Linked DNA regions of Homo sapiens: region 1 is linked to region 2. A link is a loop called in an ENCODE intact Hi-C map of the cell type or tissue named here. Cell type or tissue: GM12878. All regions are shown on one strand. Links, peaks and the distances in the headings refer to the core of each region. The heading gives the core; the rest is flanking DNA.

Region 1 (8,335 bases), core at 43-8,042, 180 kb after region 2:
TTTGAGTTTCTGAAGGCTACTGATCTGTGTGGGCAGCTCCTCGATTTGGTTATTAAAAAAGTTGAGCACCTCCAAATTCTTCAGTTCTGCGATGTTCGGTGGCACCACTATGGAAACAAAAATGCTGAGTGTGAATCTGGGAATGGAACTCCTAGCAAGGGATGGCAGCGGCACATTTTGTTTTTCTTTCAAAGCAAAGAAAGACATAACTTCAAAAGGGCCATCGAATTCACCTACCGGTCTTATTTATTTTTTACAGGTTTTTCATAAGCAGTCACTCACTTCTGAGTGGCTGCTTAAATGCTTCTTCATATATGGTTAGCTAAGTGCTTGGCATAGTTTGTTTCAGATGGACAATGAGGGGGGAAACAGAGCAAAAATGCACAACAGAGAATTTCTGTACCATAAACAGCCTATAAAAATGAATATTAAGAAGCATATATACTTATGGTTGTCATATACGATCTTCTAAGTGCAACTTTTTTTTTCCTTTTGGTTTTCTTGCATTGCCGTCAGAAGAAGAAATGCTTCTTCGTATATGATTAGCTAAGTGCTTGGCACAGTTTGTTTCAGATGGCTAATGGGGGGGGAGAAACAGAGCAAAAATGCACAAAAGAGAATTTCTGTACCACAAACAGTCTATAAAAATGAGTATTATGAAGCATATATACTTATGGTTGTCATATATGATCTTATAGGTGCAATTTTTTTTTTCTTTTGGTTTTCTTGCATTGCCACCAGAAGAAAGATGGAGATCTCCAAATCCCTTCCGGGATGATGTACATTGAAGCTGCTTAAATAACCCAGTATCTGAAAAGCTGTCCTCTTAACATTGCATTAATAACAATATAAGCTCAATTTTAAATGATGAAATATTCACCCTCCCTAGTTTCTGATTTTGGCCTCTGGAGTAATTTAACTTGATCAGTAACACACACACACATACATACATATACACACACAAAGGTTACATCAGATTAGCAAGAGATCGATACACTGTTATTATATAGAAATACAAAAAGTCAACTCAGTAGCATGCTATGAATACTAGTATTCAGATCAAAGGTGAAAATCAGCCACTGGGGACCTGAAAGGTTCCTCCTTCCCTAGAATATATACATTTGAAAATACAAATGTAAAAGCCAAAGGCATCTTTATCTTAAAAGCACAAACTGTAAATTGGCAGCAGCAGGAGTTTCCATAGACTGTAATTCATCTATCCCACTTGCTATTCAGTCTTTCTACAAACATTTCTGTGGGTGATAAGCTTGGCCATGGTTCACGTAAACTCTGATACCAAGACTATCCAGATAACTAAGAACATGAACAGGGGCGTGGAACTCAGCCTGAGAAAGTGTGATGTCTCTTATCAGTCAGGTTTACTTCCCATCCCATCTGCTTCCTCCAGGGGTGCCCCAGGAGGCTGGGAGACCAACCTGCTTCCTGCAGTCAGACCTAAACTCAGACCCGGGAGCACCTGTGATTAGAACCACCACAAAGGTGTGTGTAAAATGCCAAACATACATCTAAAATATTTAAGCAGCTAGCCATTTCAAGACGACCAATTGATAACTCCCAGGGGAACAAAAGTAAAGGGACAGGCACGTTGCTTATTATAGTTTTGAGTCATCATTTTGAGCTTTCTGAAATGTCTAAGGTATCACTGGCCTTTTAGAGGTAAGGCTTGGTGAAAGGTAAAAGAGATGCTTTCACTGGAAGAAGGGACTGTGAAGAATACAGATTACTCTGAACTGGGGCACACGGGCAGGGAGCAGTGGTCTAGTGAGCGGCCCCTGCGCGAGCTCCGGAAGTGGCCGTTGATAAAAGAACAAGTTTTCATCGGGTAATCTAGACAGCTCAAAGTTCCTCCAGAACCCTCCCTCTGGGATACCTGCAGGAATGCAAATGAACCCTACCTGTACAGTGTGGCTGCAAATGTACATTCTTTCTTAGGTGCACAGTCCATGGAACACTTCTGTGTAAATGAATGGTATTCACTGTGTGTAAGGGATTACCAAGAAAATCACCAGGGCCGGGAGCGGTGGCTCACACCTGTAACCCAGCACTTTAGGAGGCCGAGGTGGGTGGACTATCTGAGGTCAGGAGTTCAAGACTAGCCTGACCAACACGGTGCAACTCTGACTCTACTAAAAATACAAAAATTAGCTGGGCATGGTGGCAGACGCCTGTAATCCCAGCTACTCGGGAAGCTGAGGCAGGAGAATCGCTTGAACCTGGGAGGCAGAGGTTGCAGTAAGCCAAGATCATGCCATTACACTCCAGCCTAGGTGACAAGAGTACAACTCTATCTCGAGAAGAGAAAAGATTGGCCTGGTGTGGTAGCTCACTCCTGTGATCCCAGCACTTTGGGAGGCTGAGGCAGGTGAATCACCTGAGGTCAGGAGTTTGAGACCAGCCTGGCCGACGTGGTGAAACCCCATCTCTACAAAAAATAAATAAATAAATAAATAATTAGCTGGGCATGGTGGCGCATGCCTGTAGTTCCAGCTACTCGGGAAGCTGAGGCAGGAGAATCGCTTCTGGGAAGCAGAGGTTGCAGTGAGCCGAGATCAAGCCATTACACTCCAGCCCGGGTGACAAGAGTGAAACTCTATGTCCAAAAAAAAAAAAAAAGAAAAGAAAATCACCAGGCTGTGCCTTCTGGGTCACTGGATGTCATCTTCTCCCCCCAGATCATAAAGTATATACATTACAGCTGCCCACAGACCTCATCCCTCCCCTGTCCACCCTCCAGCTACCACTAAGCCTTCATCTGATTAGTTTGAAGAGCACATTCATCTGATTAGTTTGAAGAGCAATAAGGAAAGTTAGTGAAACCAGGAGAAAATGATGATCTCAATTTAGCCACAAACCAAGAATAATGCAGCCAGAATTACTGCCGTCTTCCCGAAGTTACTCTGCCAGTGCAATTAAATGCTGGTCTAAAGGTATCGCCTTTTTGACAGGATGAGAGATTATTTCACTCTCCTTGCTAAATCAGTCCAATTTAAAACCACAAATTATGCTAAATGTGATTTAGGGCTTTGTTTTGTGAACGCAAACAATAACCCCATATTCAATTTACAAAACCTCTCCCAGCCTTTTGGTGAGCATGTGAATTTTTCGTTTAAGACTCCATTCAAGCTAGACGAGGAAAAAAAAATAATACACAGCTAATAGTCTCCCTCAATATACGGAATTTTTTTTTAACCCCCAGCCATAGTGAAAATCTAAAGAAATTAACATGCAGACCCTTCTGGATGGGATGGTATTCACTCTTTGAACCAATATTTAGAGAATGCTGATTAGGTGCACAGTGCCATACTTTGCACACACAGCATCTCAATACCTGGGAGATAAAATAGGAGAGGCATGTTATTTAAAGAAAGTAAGTTACAAAAGACAGGGTATCAAAGTCAATCAACTGAAACAGGCCTAGTGCTTGGAAAATAAACTACTCCCAACCAAACTCTCTGAAAAAAATAACCAGTTAGCAATATGAATTGTGCTATGACTAAATCCTATACATACGTGGCGGGAACAATTTTAGGTATTCCAAAAAGGCCACTGCAATATTTTACCAGTCAAAATATTCTACTGGAATTTTCTAGATATCTACAGGATGCATGAGCAAGAAGCATTTTAAAAGCTAACAGTGCACATCAGTATATTTCTTACATCTTTGAAACGATCCTTTTTCATCAATCTGTCCAGCTTCTGATCTATGACCCCAGCTGACCTATGACACCAAAGGAACTAAAGAGCAACGTGGTCCCTGACCCTACAGTGCTGTGTGTGCCCTCACTCAACTCATAACCTCTCTGGGCCTCTGTAAAATAAGAAGGCTGGATTATGACCATTTCCAAGGTCTCTTCCACCTCATTTTAACATTCTAGGATTCTAAAAGGAGATGGATTATGAAAATCAATGATATGGCTTTAAATAATTCAACAAATGGGGCTCTCAATTAGGAAGCTTAGTCATGTAGAACTTCGCTTCTGACAGAGAATTGAGTATCATTTTCTGCCTAGCCAAAGATGGCTGCTTTAATTTTGAGACTTCAGTTGCTAGGTTTGCGGGAACAGTCCCAGAGGACTCAGATATCCCCTGGCTCCTCAATGTCCCATTTCGCTCTAGCCACAGGATCACAGGACTGCTGGGGACGCTCTCATCCCAGAGCCTCTGCTGTTTTGGAAAGGTGACAAGGATGTGGTCACATCACCCCAGAGACAAATCTCAAAGTTTCTTCTGGACTTTGCAGCAGCAGTTCCGCCTAACACACCCGGCATGACCTTCTTTCCTTCAGGTCCTCCTAAACTGAAGAACTGAATGTGATTCAAGAGTTTTGTCCATCTGACGTGCCAGCCCAGACTTGGCAATTCAGCACTCCCATCTCCCCCAGCAGTTTCTGGAAGGTTCCACAAGCAGCCCAAAGTGCCTGAAGGGTTCATTAACTTCTCTTTGGCCAGAAGCACCTCCACTTTGCTGGACAGGCTGGAGAAACCAAAGTCCATCTGCGTGAAATACTGACACAGCCCCTTCCTGAGCAACAGCTTTACTCCTAAAAGGACATGTATCTACGGCCATCGGTAATACCTGCAACAGGCATGTGCCAGCCGGTACTGCACCACTGATGCACATTCACAAAATCAACAATCAATCAGCTCAAGAATAGGCTTCCCCCAACTGGTCAGCAGCCCACAAACTGTCTCCCCTCCATAGGAAGAATCAAAATCACCTGTTGTAACAATCGCAGTTTCAATTCTGTTGAATAGAGTAAGGAAGATTCTGTTCTATGATCTAAAATTAATAATTCCACAACCAACAACTCAAAGCATTTTAGGAGTTTATACAATAATAATTAGCAGGGTATGTTCTGGGCTGGGCTTTCTGTTGGACAGCCACTAGTTATATGCAGCTGTTTGAATTTAAATCTAGATTAATCAAAATTAAATAAAATGATGAATGCTATTGTTGGTCACAGCAGCCCCATTTCAAGAGCTTGACAGCCACATGTGGTGACCAGTGGCTCCACTACTGCATGGCAGGGATACTGACCGTTTCCATCACCGCAAAATGTTTTATTACACAGCCCTACCCGATGGCAGTGGGTCTCAAACCACAGAGACGTCAGAATCACCAGATGGCTTGCTAAAACACAGATGGAGGGGTATCCCGGAGTTTCTGATTTAGCAGGTTTAGGGTAAAGCCTGAGACTCTGAATTTCCAACAACTTCCCAGGGGATGCCGATGTTGCTGGTCTGGGAACCCTCTTTTGGCTCAGAAAACTTTTAATTCATTGGCAGCATCACGATTATCAATCCAACACATATGTCCCTTACCCCATGCGATAATGCGATGAGTATAATAATCAATCTGATCCAAATAAAGATGCCTCTTGAGCCTGGGGAACTGATGACACGTGAAACAAATGATACTCTAGGTAGCTTAACACGTTCAACGTGGATGCTACAATCAAACCCTTTCTAGTCAACTTCTGCTTCCCCATACAGCATTTTATGGTAAGATCACTGTTGCTTAAGACGGACAACTTTCCAGAGGAGAAAAGCCTTGAATTCCCTAGCACACTGAATTAAGTCACTCAGTGGCAAATTCATCATGACCAAGGGTAGTCATACAAAGAGATGTCACCTGCTCTACTGCTTGGCTTCAAAACACTGAACCCTAATGGCAGGATGCTGGGTGGTAGTGACGGTACAGACAGATCGGCTTGGGTGCAGCTGATTTGGGGGCTTTTTGAGCAAAAGCATCTTGGGGCCCTTGAGGCAAAAAAAAATCAAAGCCGTAAGGAGCGACAGACTCTGGGAGCAGCAGGCACCACGCAAAAAACATAAGGACAGGAGCTCTGCCTGGGTGCAGCCCACGGGAGGGTCAGGGGGTCACACTTTGGTCTTTAGAGCCATATGGTTACCACCGACAGCCAGGTCCTCTTCAGCTCCAGAAGGGCAGCACTAGACCCTGCACCATGCTAACACACACCCACGGCTGCCAGGAAGCCAGAAGCTGCTCCAAACACATGGCGCTTTCCCTCCGCAGCACAGGCATGAAATCTGGAGGTGACCTCCACCCACCATCTCCACCAAACTTCTGGGGAGTTGGGGGCTGCACTACACCCAACTGTTTTTGCAGAAGCACCAAAGGATGTTTTCAGAGCTGGTGATTCCTGAGCTAGGGCTGGCCCAGGGCATGAAAGCCAGGGGACCCAGCCTCTTTGAAACAAGTGAACTGATAGCTCAACCTCTGCCTCCAGTGATGGATTGTGAATTACAGCAAGGGGATGAAGAGGAGGACTTAAGGCAGGTACTTCGTGGGAGGCAACTGCTCACAGCCAGGGCCAGGACAGCAGGTGGCATCGCGGCATGTCCGCCCTTGTGCTGCAATGGAGGCAACGCTACTGTCTCGTGCCCATTTCCAGGAAGCAAAAGTGCCACCAATCCTTGGGCCAAAGAGTCCCCAAAGAAACTACATAGAATGAGTCACAGCAAAATGAAACTGAGTAGTATTGCTTCTAAAAACCTGACATATTGCTATTTAAAAAAAAAAAAAAAAAAAAAAAGGAAGTTTTTGTCTGTTGTCATAACAAATGAAAATGCCTGGGCAGATGTTCACAATGTCATATATTTCTGCAGCTTTTTTTATAAAGCATAGAAGGACAGAGGATGGCAGAGGATATTAAAATTAGCTTGTTATTTAGATAACTTAGTATGTTACATTACTACAACCAAGTCACTAGAAAAATTACTAAAAACATGAGAATAGGTGAAAATGAGTGAGGCTCTTCATTATATATACGGGAGGGGAGGGATGGACCATTTATGAGAAAATGGTGAAAGCAAACATTTCCTTGCCCCAGCATTTGATGAATATGATAGTGAAAAACAAGTGTCCCCCTTTGGCCTGAATGAAGTAAGGGAGGAAAAAATCAAATTAGCAGAAACTAGATGAAATATGACATGGGGCATCCATGGTCAAAGTAAAAGCACAGCCTTTTTAATCTCTAGCTGTAATAACTGGAGAACATGAGTCCATTCATAGCACAGAGGTGGTGTCTAGACTAATTACATACATGCCGATTCTTTCAGCAAATCATAGTTCTCAATGTCATTTTAATGATTATACATAAAGAAGAATCTTCTCACTCTCGCGTAGGAATAATTACATTCTTCAGCACTTTATATGCCAAAAAAAAAGGTCATTTGTAGTTATAGTGATTAATTACCTTTGTTTTCTGGCCAAAAACACAAGGTGGACAATAATGAACTAATTACATATTACCACAAGACTCTGATGTTCAAAAGTATACTAATGATAACTGTCTTCACAGATTTTATGGGATTTACCCCAAAGCAGCTATTAAAGCAGTGAATTACGGTAGTTCCAGGTTATTTAAAAACATAAAGTTTATGAAACAGTAAAGCAAATTCTCATTTAAAAGGTTCTACATGTTCCTCAAGGTAAACATAAAATAGCAAAGTATCTAAGCATCTACGCCAAGAAAGGCCAACATCCTCCAATTATTAGCTTTATAAATAACAATGGTAATGTACTTTTGGTTAATAAACAACAAGTATTACTGGGGACCTGTGCCCCAAAAGCACACGCTCACTCTATGCTATCATGAGCTGCCTCAGGATTCTATAGCCTAAGTCATTTTAGTAAACAAAAATATCCCCTGGCTTAACTCACCGCAAAACAATGGCCCTACTCTTTCACCAGCAATGTGAAAAATCAATTACGTGAAAATTAGAGGAAAAAAGGCATAAGCAAGTGATAAGGTCGATTTTAGAGGATAAAGCCAAACATGCAAAAATGTATGTTCCTGAGCTATAAAAAGTATGTATGCATAACCAAACAAATTTCCTAAAAAGCTGACAAGTATGGATTTCTTCTCCTCTGAGGATATAAAAATTAGTTAATGCCTGAATCTTGTGTTAACTCCCAAAGCATCTTCAGGAGGACGTATGAACTCTGAAATCTTGCAGGAACACCACTTCTAAATTGCACTACAATTCTGATGTGCGACCCCTCCAGCAAAGCCATACATCAATAAAGAGCTTTAATTGGGGAGCTGGGAGGGAGAGGCAGCACTGAGAGGAAAGGAAATGGCATTCAGTGGCCTGGGGAGGAAGTGACATCCAGCGAAGGGTAAGAAAAGGAAGGGTAGGAAAAATGCCTAGAAAATTCCAAAACACTGGAAAGAGAGAGGAGTAGAATATGAAAAAAAAAAAAAAAAAAAACAAGAAAAAAAAACTTCAATCCATCAATGGAAAAAAGCAGTCTCAGTGTTATAAAAGGACTGATCTAGGCTCTTTTA
Region 2 (8,335 bases), core at 28-8,027:
ATGAGAGCTTCTCATTCTGTTCATAAAACTGTGTTGAGTAAGCCTTACCTAGGCAACAACAACAAAAAACCCATAATTTAGCCAGCTCAGGAAAAATAAAACACAAAAACAAACCTTTTCATATTGAATCTTTTTGTCTTTGTTTATAGCTCTGGATCAGAAAATCAACAATGATTATAGAATGTCACCCAACTCCTACAAAGAAAGGAGAATTCTTTAATGAGGTAACCAAAAAGATTTTCTTTCCACAGAAGAGATAATTCTGTTCTTAGACTTTATTTTAGCAACAGAAGCTACCTGGTGAAATAGGAACCTTTCAGGTTTGGTTTTGTTTTGTTTTCCCGAGACAGAGTCTCCCTCTGTTGCCCAGGTTGGAGTGCAATGGCACAATCTCGGCTCACTGCACCCTGCGCCTCTGGGGCTCAAGCGATTCTCCTGCCTCAGCCTCCCAAGCATTTGAGATTACAAGTGCCTGCCACCATGCCTGGCTGATTTTTGTATTTTTCGTAGATACATGGTTTTGCCATGTTGGCCAGGCTGATCACCAACACCTGACCTCAGGTGATCTGCCCGCCTTGGCCTTGCAAAGTCCTGGGATTACAGGAATGAGACACGGTGCCTGGCCCCATTTGGGTTCTTAAATGGGGAGCCGGAAACACAAGGCTGGGGTAGAGAATGTCCCCAAGGCACTCCGGGGGATTCACTGCCCAGGCTGATTTGCCTCATCCAAGGCAGTTGGTCACACATAGTTCTGCGCCTGCCAACAACGGAATGCAGAGCCAGACAGCCCTGGTTTGCTCTGGCTTCCCTGTTCTGAGTACAGTGGCAACCACTGCAGGCAACGTTTCATGTTGCAGCGTCTGCTCTGAGCTTCGTTCTGGGCGCCTGTGTTTGTTTACTAAGTGCACTATATCCAAGTACCACCAATGTCGTGGTGGCTTAAACTAGCAGAAATGTGTTCTCTTACATTTCTGGAGGTGAGAAGTCCAAAAATCAAGGTGTCAGGAAGACCACGATCCCTCTGAAGTCTCACGGGAAGGACCCTTCCATGCCCCTTTCAGCTTCTCCTGTTTCTGGCTGTCCTAGGCTCTCTTGGCTTATTACTGTATCCCTCCAATCTCTGCCTGTTTCATCAAGTGGTCTCTTCCCTGCATGTCCCTGTGTTGGCACACAGCCTTCTCATAAGGACACTGTCATTGGATTTAGAGCTCACCCTAATCCAGAATAACCTCATTTGAACATGGCTGACTGTATCTGCAAAGACTATTTCTAAATAAGGTCACATTCTGAGAGTTCCGGTGGACATGAATCTTTGAGACACACTCTTCAACCCAGAACAGTGTCCAAGGCAGGCAAGTGTGACCAACTCTCTGCGGGGTCTTCCCAGCCAGCAGGGACACCAGTATCTTTTACACACCTGAGGTTTAAATAACTACTTTCTCATACCATTTTTTTTTTTTTTTTTTTTTTTTTTTTTTTAGCTAGGGTCTTGCTCTGTTACCCAGGCTGGAGGGCAGTGGCATGATCATAGCTTGCTGCAGCTTAGAACTACTGGGGTCAAGAAATCCTCCAGCCCCAGCCTACCTAGTGATGTAGTTAACATCACTAACTACATCTGCAAGGACTATTTCTAAATATTTCATATTAGTGTCTTTGTAGAGCTCTGATTTTATGACAGTTTATGAAACATCGGTGCAATGGTGAACTCAATTTGTGCTAATTGCTCTTCATGGTGAAGAGCAATGTTAGAGAATACAAGCCACCACGTTGGTGGTATTTGAATATAGTGTGCCTAGGAAACAAGTAGCTAGGACTATAGGTGCTTGCCATCATGCCTGGCTAATTTTTAGGATGTTTATTTTAGACCTGGCATGGTGGCGGCTCACGCCTGTAATCCCAGTACCTTGGGGGGGGCCAAGGTGCATGGTTCACCTGAGGTCAGAGGTTCAAGACCAGCCTGGCCAACATGGCCAAACCCCGTCTCTACTAAAGATACAAAAAAATTAGCTGGGTGTGGTGGCGCATGCCTGTAATCCCAACTGCTTGGGAGGCTGAGGCAAGAGAATCATTTGAACCTGGGAGGCAGAGGTTGTAGTGAGCAGAGATCGCCCCACTGCACCCCAGCCTTCGTGACAGACCAAGACTGTGTCTCAAAAAAAAAAAAAAAAAAAAAAAAAAAGAATTTTTTTGTAGAGACAGTGTCTCCCTATGTTACCAAGACTGGTCTCAAACTCCTGGCCTCAAGAGATCCTCCCACCTTGGCCTCCAAAGTGCTGGAATTACAGGCATGAGCCATTGTGCCTGGCCTCATGTCTTTATGGCCTTTCATTCAAATCCTTCCAGTTACTGATCCTAACCGGCAACAGCAAAGCTCCACGTCACACTGGAGCTGCTAAATGGTTTGATGATCTGCATCTCAGACCCAGCCTTCCTTAATGAAAATACTGGTTTCACAGCTGCATTGTGCACGGCGAGTTAAAAAGTGGCTCTTTGTTAAAATCCTGATTGCACAATGACAAATACAGCAGCCCACACAAACAGTGAGATTGTCCACCTGGTGTGGCAGGGCTATTTTGGGTGGCGCTCTGGGGGAGTTATGAATGGACTGTGCTTCTTTCCCTGCTTTCAGCTATTAGTGAGTGGAAGCGCTTTCTTCCTAGGGCAGGAAGGAGTCAGTTTTGCTGACAACATCTGTACACTGGAAATGGCAGCATCAGAATGTGCTGGGCAGTAGATGTATACAGAAGACTGTGTCTCCAGAGACAGATAAAGTTGGTCCTTTGAATGCAGACACTGGGAGGCTTCCTGGGGTGGACGTTGGGGGACAGCACAATTCTTGACCCCAGGGAGCTGTGTGTATGTCAGCTATGTAACTGAAGTCTTGTTGATTCTAAGGAGGGTCTGACACAAACCATAAGTAACTGGAGATGAGCAATTCTAATTACAAGTCTTTTCTGATAATGCTATATTTGTATCCAACCCTGATTGCTTAATTCACTCCCAATTCCTGGGTCTGAAAACATAGAGATATTGGCTGACTCCTATATCCCATCACAGGACATGGTCTCTCCATTTATAGAGGGAGTATAAATGCTTAGGGAAAAATGTCAGTAGGGCATTAGAAATTTCCAGTGGAAACGGAACATGCATGCAATAATGTTTGAATGTCCAAGGTTTCAGGTACTCACTAGCTGTGAGACCAGGATGGATGAGATGCGGTCTCTCCTCTCTGGTTTTCCTTTTCCTTTTCCTTTTTCTTTACCTTTTTCCTTTCTTTTCCTTTCCTTTCTCCTTTCCTTTTTCCTTTCCTTGATAGAGTCTCACCATGTCACCCAGGCTGGAGTGCGGTGGCAAGTTCACAGCTCACTGCAATTCTCATCTCCAGGCTCAGGTGATTCTCCCACCTCAGCTTCCCGAGTAGCTGGGACCACAGGCCTGTGCCACCACATCTGGCTAAAAAATTTTTTTTGTAGGGACAGCGTTTCATTATGTTGCACGCTGGTCTCTAACTCCTGAGTTCAAGCGATCCTCCCACCGTGGTCTCCCAAAGTGCTAGGATTACAGATGTGAGCCACCTCACCCAGCCCTCAGTCTCTGATTGAATGACTAAAAAACAAAGTCTCCAGGTGGTCTGATGATGCTAGCCCAAACCTGCCTCAAAACGAAACCCAAAGCCACTCTCTATCTATTTCAGGAAGCGCTGCTCTTTGGGTGGGTCATATGAGGGAATCCCCTTTGGAGTAAAATAGTTCACTGATAGGACAGTGTTGGAAGTGAATTTCTGGATGAGACGGGGAAAGGGCAAAGTTATTCTCAGAAGTGAGGCTTATCCGCTTTGGTCAATCCATCACTGAACCATCAGAGAGATGCTGTCGCCTGACCAAGCATGAGGAACAGAGACAGCAGAAACCAAAGGTTTCTGTCATTTATAGAAATGGGGTAAAGCTGTCATCATGCAGTAACTTGAATGTGTTAATAAAATGAACACTTAAGGAGCTCAAAAGCAGAAACTTCCTTCATCGGAAGGAAAATTGCTGCCTTTTGGATAGGCCAAGGGAGTCTTGATTGACAGCAGAGTGTGATGTGGGATTAAGGAAAGGACATTAGCTCTACAGTCAAATGCATGTTCTTTTCCATCCTTCCTCTGCCACTTGCCAGCTGTGGGCTCTTGCGGGAAGTTCCTTAATTTCTCTGAGGTCAAATTTCCCACAAGATGAGGATATCCATTGAGTGAGAATGAAAGGAAACAAAGTGCCTGATACATGAACAGGCTGCAATCAATGAGTGCTATTATTAGTAAAAGAAAATAGATTAAGAGGGAAATTTAACAGTGGCCAATCACCAAATTCTATTGTGTACAAAATAAGCATATGGTAAGAAAGAGGTAATACACAAAATGTTTATGCAGTCTTAACAGAAACATGATGTTAGAGCCCAGGAGTCTCCCAAAGCTGTTGTTGATGGGAAGATCAATTATAAAAATAAGGACACACCATATATGGTAGGATCACATGATACTATAAATGGAGAGATACACACAGGAATGATTAATGTCTAATTTTAGGTCACAAAATGTCCAGAGAACAGAGACTTTTCACTTTACTTGCCAATTCTGCTGCTTCTAAACATCTGAATTGACTCACATTGACAAGGCCAGTTTGGATTTTGGCTTTGACATGAACCCTTCTTCTGGGTTCATACAGGTAAATTGGGGTGCCAGCCCTTTCTGGTTTTGTTACTGAAGAAATTGATGGTTGTTTGAGGAAGGCTAAATGGTCAAGTATGAAACAATTGTGTAATTATAAGGAAAACCAAACATCCAGGTAAAGGTTTGAACTCTTAACAGGGTTGCATAAATTCTCACCTGTAATAATATCCATACATTTTTTTTCCCTTAGGAGAATTCAGCTTTGATAAAGTAGCCCAGAATGATGAGGTATAAAAGGGATGTCTAGGACTTTTTCCCTTCCCTCTACCTTAATATTAGCTTTATATCATCCAAATCACAAGTATCCAATTTGTAGTCTATTCAATTAAATAATTATTGAGCCCCTATTGTATACAAGGCACCATTCTGGGTGCTGGGGATGTAACAGTTGATAGAATAATCAGCAGAAGTTTCTCTGCAAAGGGCCAGATAGTAGAAACCTTTTGCTTTGTGAGCCATAAGGTCTCTGTGTCAGCCAGTCAGCTCTGTTGTGGTCACATAAAAATAGCCACAGACTGGCTGGGCATGGTGGCTCATGCCTGTAATCCCCGCACTTTGGGAGGCTGAGGCAGATGGATCAGTTGAGGCCAGGAGTTCGAGACAAGCCTGGCTAACATGACAAAACCCTGTCTCTATTAAAAATATAAAAATTAGGCTGGGCGCAGTGGCTCAAGCCTGTAATCCTAGCACTTTGGGAGGCAGAGGTGGGCGGATCACGAGGTCAGGAGATGGAGACCATCCTGGCTAACATGGTGAAACCCCGTCTCTACTAAAAATACAAAAAATTAGCTAGGCATGGTGGCGGGTGCCTGTAGTCCTAGCTACTCGGGAGGCTGAGGCAGGAGAATGGCGTGAACCCGGGAGGCGGAGCTTGCAGTGAGCCAAACTGCACTCCAGCCTGGGAGACAGAGCAAGACTCCGTCTCAAAAAAAAAAAAAAAAAAAAAAAAAAAAAATTAGTTCGGTCTGATGGTGCACACCTGTAATCCCAGCTAGTTGGAAGGCTGAGGCATGAGAACCACTTGAATCCTGGAGGTGGAGGTTGCAGTGAGCTGAGATTGTGTCACTGCATTCTAGCCTGAGCAAGAGAGGGAGACTCCCTTTCCAAAATTAAAAAAGAAAAAAAGGAAAGAAAAAAGCAGCCACAGACCTTAAGTGAATGAGAATGGCTGTGTTCCCACAACTTTATTTACAAAAACAGGCGTGGGCCAGGTTTGGCTTCTGGGTGCCTCTGAGCTGTAGCTGGCTGACCCTTTTCCTGGAGGAACCTCTACTTCGCTGGGGGTGGAAGGCAGGTGACGGACAAAATAAATTGCAAATTTAAAGCAGGGTAATCAGGGGAGGCTCTGTTGAGAAAGTGACTGTTTAACCAGGATTTGAAGTAGATGAAGGAGTTACAGGTATACATTTGGCAGAACATTCTAGAAAAGGATCACCTGCACAAAAGTCTTGAAGGGGGAAGAACCTGGAGGAGTAGGGGGACCCTAGACCCTGGTAACCTAGGCTTTCACTCTGAGTGAAAGACACAAGGGGACTTCACTGGAAGACAGTGGGCAGAAGAGCGTCCTGATGTGATGTCAGCACATAAAAATTTGCTCTGTTGCATGGAGATCTCAGTGCAAGAGCAAAAGCAGGAGCCCCACCAGAGGATACCAGAGTGGAGCAGGCAAGAAGGCAGGGTGACCTGGGCCAGTGTGGAAGAAGATGGTGCAAAGTCTTCAGTTCATGTTATGTTTTGCAGGTAGAGACTAGAGGATTTTCTAACATAGTACTTGTGGGATATTATGACTACGAAGCTTTATTAGAAACTGAACTATTAGTGACTTAACTTTGCAATCTGAGGCAACAAACAAGTGTTGTGTGCAGAGTCTGTAGAAGGAGGTAAAAGTACAGGATAAAAAACATGGACGGGGCAACTTGTGTTTTCAGTGAATATGGACACAATGATTGGGACAACCCAGTTCTCTGCAGTCACAGGATTTTCTCTTCTACATTTAAGTTTATCAAAGTGAAGATTCACTTCTGCAGAGTGGTGTACAAGTCACTTCTATTCCAAAGGGTGAACCTGATGTGACTGGGGGCCTGTCGCTTTGTCCCACAGAGTATTTCCTAACGTGGCTTCCACAGATTATAAGGGCGGTACAAAGCTTAGAGAAGTGGTTCTGTGGCCAAATGGCCCATCCACTTTTTCTACTTGCTCCTACCTTAATTGAAAAAAAAAAAAAAAAGGCTCCTAATAAACATTATATCACCTCCAGCAAATAAAGAGAAACACTTCTCTCCTAGATCTGAGAACCATTATACAGTTTATTCTCAAATAACCTGCCTTACCTATCCCACAAGGCTCTTGCACAAACCATGTGATTATGTGTATGAAAGTATTTTGCATAACATCTCTAAGCTACCTAGCCACGTGGGCAAGGACAGTGTTTTACATAAAGGGGAGAAACCCTGTGGAAGAAGTTTCGAATGAGGAATAAAAAAATATGCACGGCTTCCCATGTGGGCTCTTAGCACTTGGAAGACCAGACTGCAAGGCATCAAAGGCGGGGTGGGGGGGCCAGCTAATTTCATCATTGGGCTAAAAAGGTTAGGTTATCTTTGTGAAAAGGCCACCTTTCAGCCGGGCGCAGTGGCTCATGCCTGTAATTTCAGCACTTTTGGAGGACGAGGCGGGCAGATGGATCACCTGAGGCCAGGAGTTCGAGACCAGCCTGGCCAACATGGTGAAACCCCGTCTCTACTAAAAATACAAAAATTAATTGGGCGTGGTGGCGGGTGCCGGAATCCCAGCTACTCGGGAGGCTGAGACAGGAGAATCGCTTGAACCCGGGAGGCGGAGGTGGCAGTAGGCTGAGATCACGCTATTGCATTTCAGCCTAGGTGACAGAGAGAGACTCCGTCTCAAAAAAAAAAAAGGCCACCTTTCAAACTTTGGATATTTTGTTTGCTGATCCAGATATCAAGTAACTAAAAACTGTAGGAAAAGACGTGAAATCCATTTTGGTAACAAAAAGAGAAAAAACCCTCCTGACATTTTATATTATGCCTTGAGCTTAAATATATATTTCCTGGATTGCATAATATACCATGACATACCAATTTGATTTTGAAAAATACATGCATTTAATATTTTCTGATTACAAAAGTATATGTGTTCATTAGAAAAAATTTAAGTACAGAATGAATAAGTAAAATTCTAGAAAGTCTTAGTTCACAATACAGAGATAATTTAACTGCCTTAAAATAATTGTGTTCACCTCTATTTAATTTTTATGCACACGTATTACAAACAAGCTTCCTTTTGACACAGCTGGGACCATCCTTATATAGTTAGTTTTAAAAATCTTGCTTTTTCTGTTTAATCAGATGTTATGATTCTCTCCCTTTGCCCTTATTGTTGAACAATTTTTTTTTCTTGGGAACGGAATCTTGCTCTGTCGCCCAGGCTGGAGTGCGGTGGCTTAATCTCAGCTCAGTGCAACCTCTGCCTCCCGGGTTCAATCAATTCTCCTGCCTCAGCCTCCTGAGCAGCTGGGACTACAGGCGCATGCTGCGACGCCCGGCTAATTTTTTGTATTTTAGTAGAGACGGGGTTTCACCGTGTTGCCCAGGCTGGTCTCAAACT

What was found. A loop is a pair of places that touch in the nucleus more often than their neighbours do. Peaks named below come from ENCODE experiments on the same cell type or tissue, not always from the same donor. Only the 100,000 strongest peaks of a DNase experiment are listed, where the experiment ranks them.
Region 1: it touches region 2 in a loop (2.4-fold over the local background); 3 of 110 quality-filtered maps call a loop at or near these places.

The regions. Positions count from the first base shown.
Region 1 is chr10:16,764,404-16,772,738 of GRCh38, forward strand. RSU1 (Ras suppressor protein 1) reads right to left here. Exons shown (of 9, transcript NM_012425.4): 4 at 1-107. Among named protein-coding and RNA genes, the nearest start is that of RSU1, 49 kb to the right of the region's middle. In GM12878, for the core only: no CTCF peak of the experiment used is centred there; no DNase peak of the experiment used is centred there.
Region 2 is chr10:16,582,802-16,591,136 of GRCh38, forward strand. RSU1 (Ras suppressor protein 1) reads right to left here. Exons shown (of 9, transcript NM_012425.4): 9 at 7,810-8,335. Among named protein-coding and RNA genes, the nearest start is that of C1QL3, 65 kb to the left of the region's middle. RefSeq lists an enhancer at 3,655-3,894. In GM12878, for the core only: no CTCF peak of the experiment used is centred there; DNase peaks (open chromatin) are centred at 2,510 and 3,750; H3K4me3 peaks cover 1,261 bases; H3K27ac peaks cover 2,699 bases.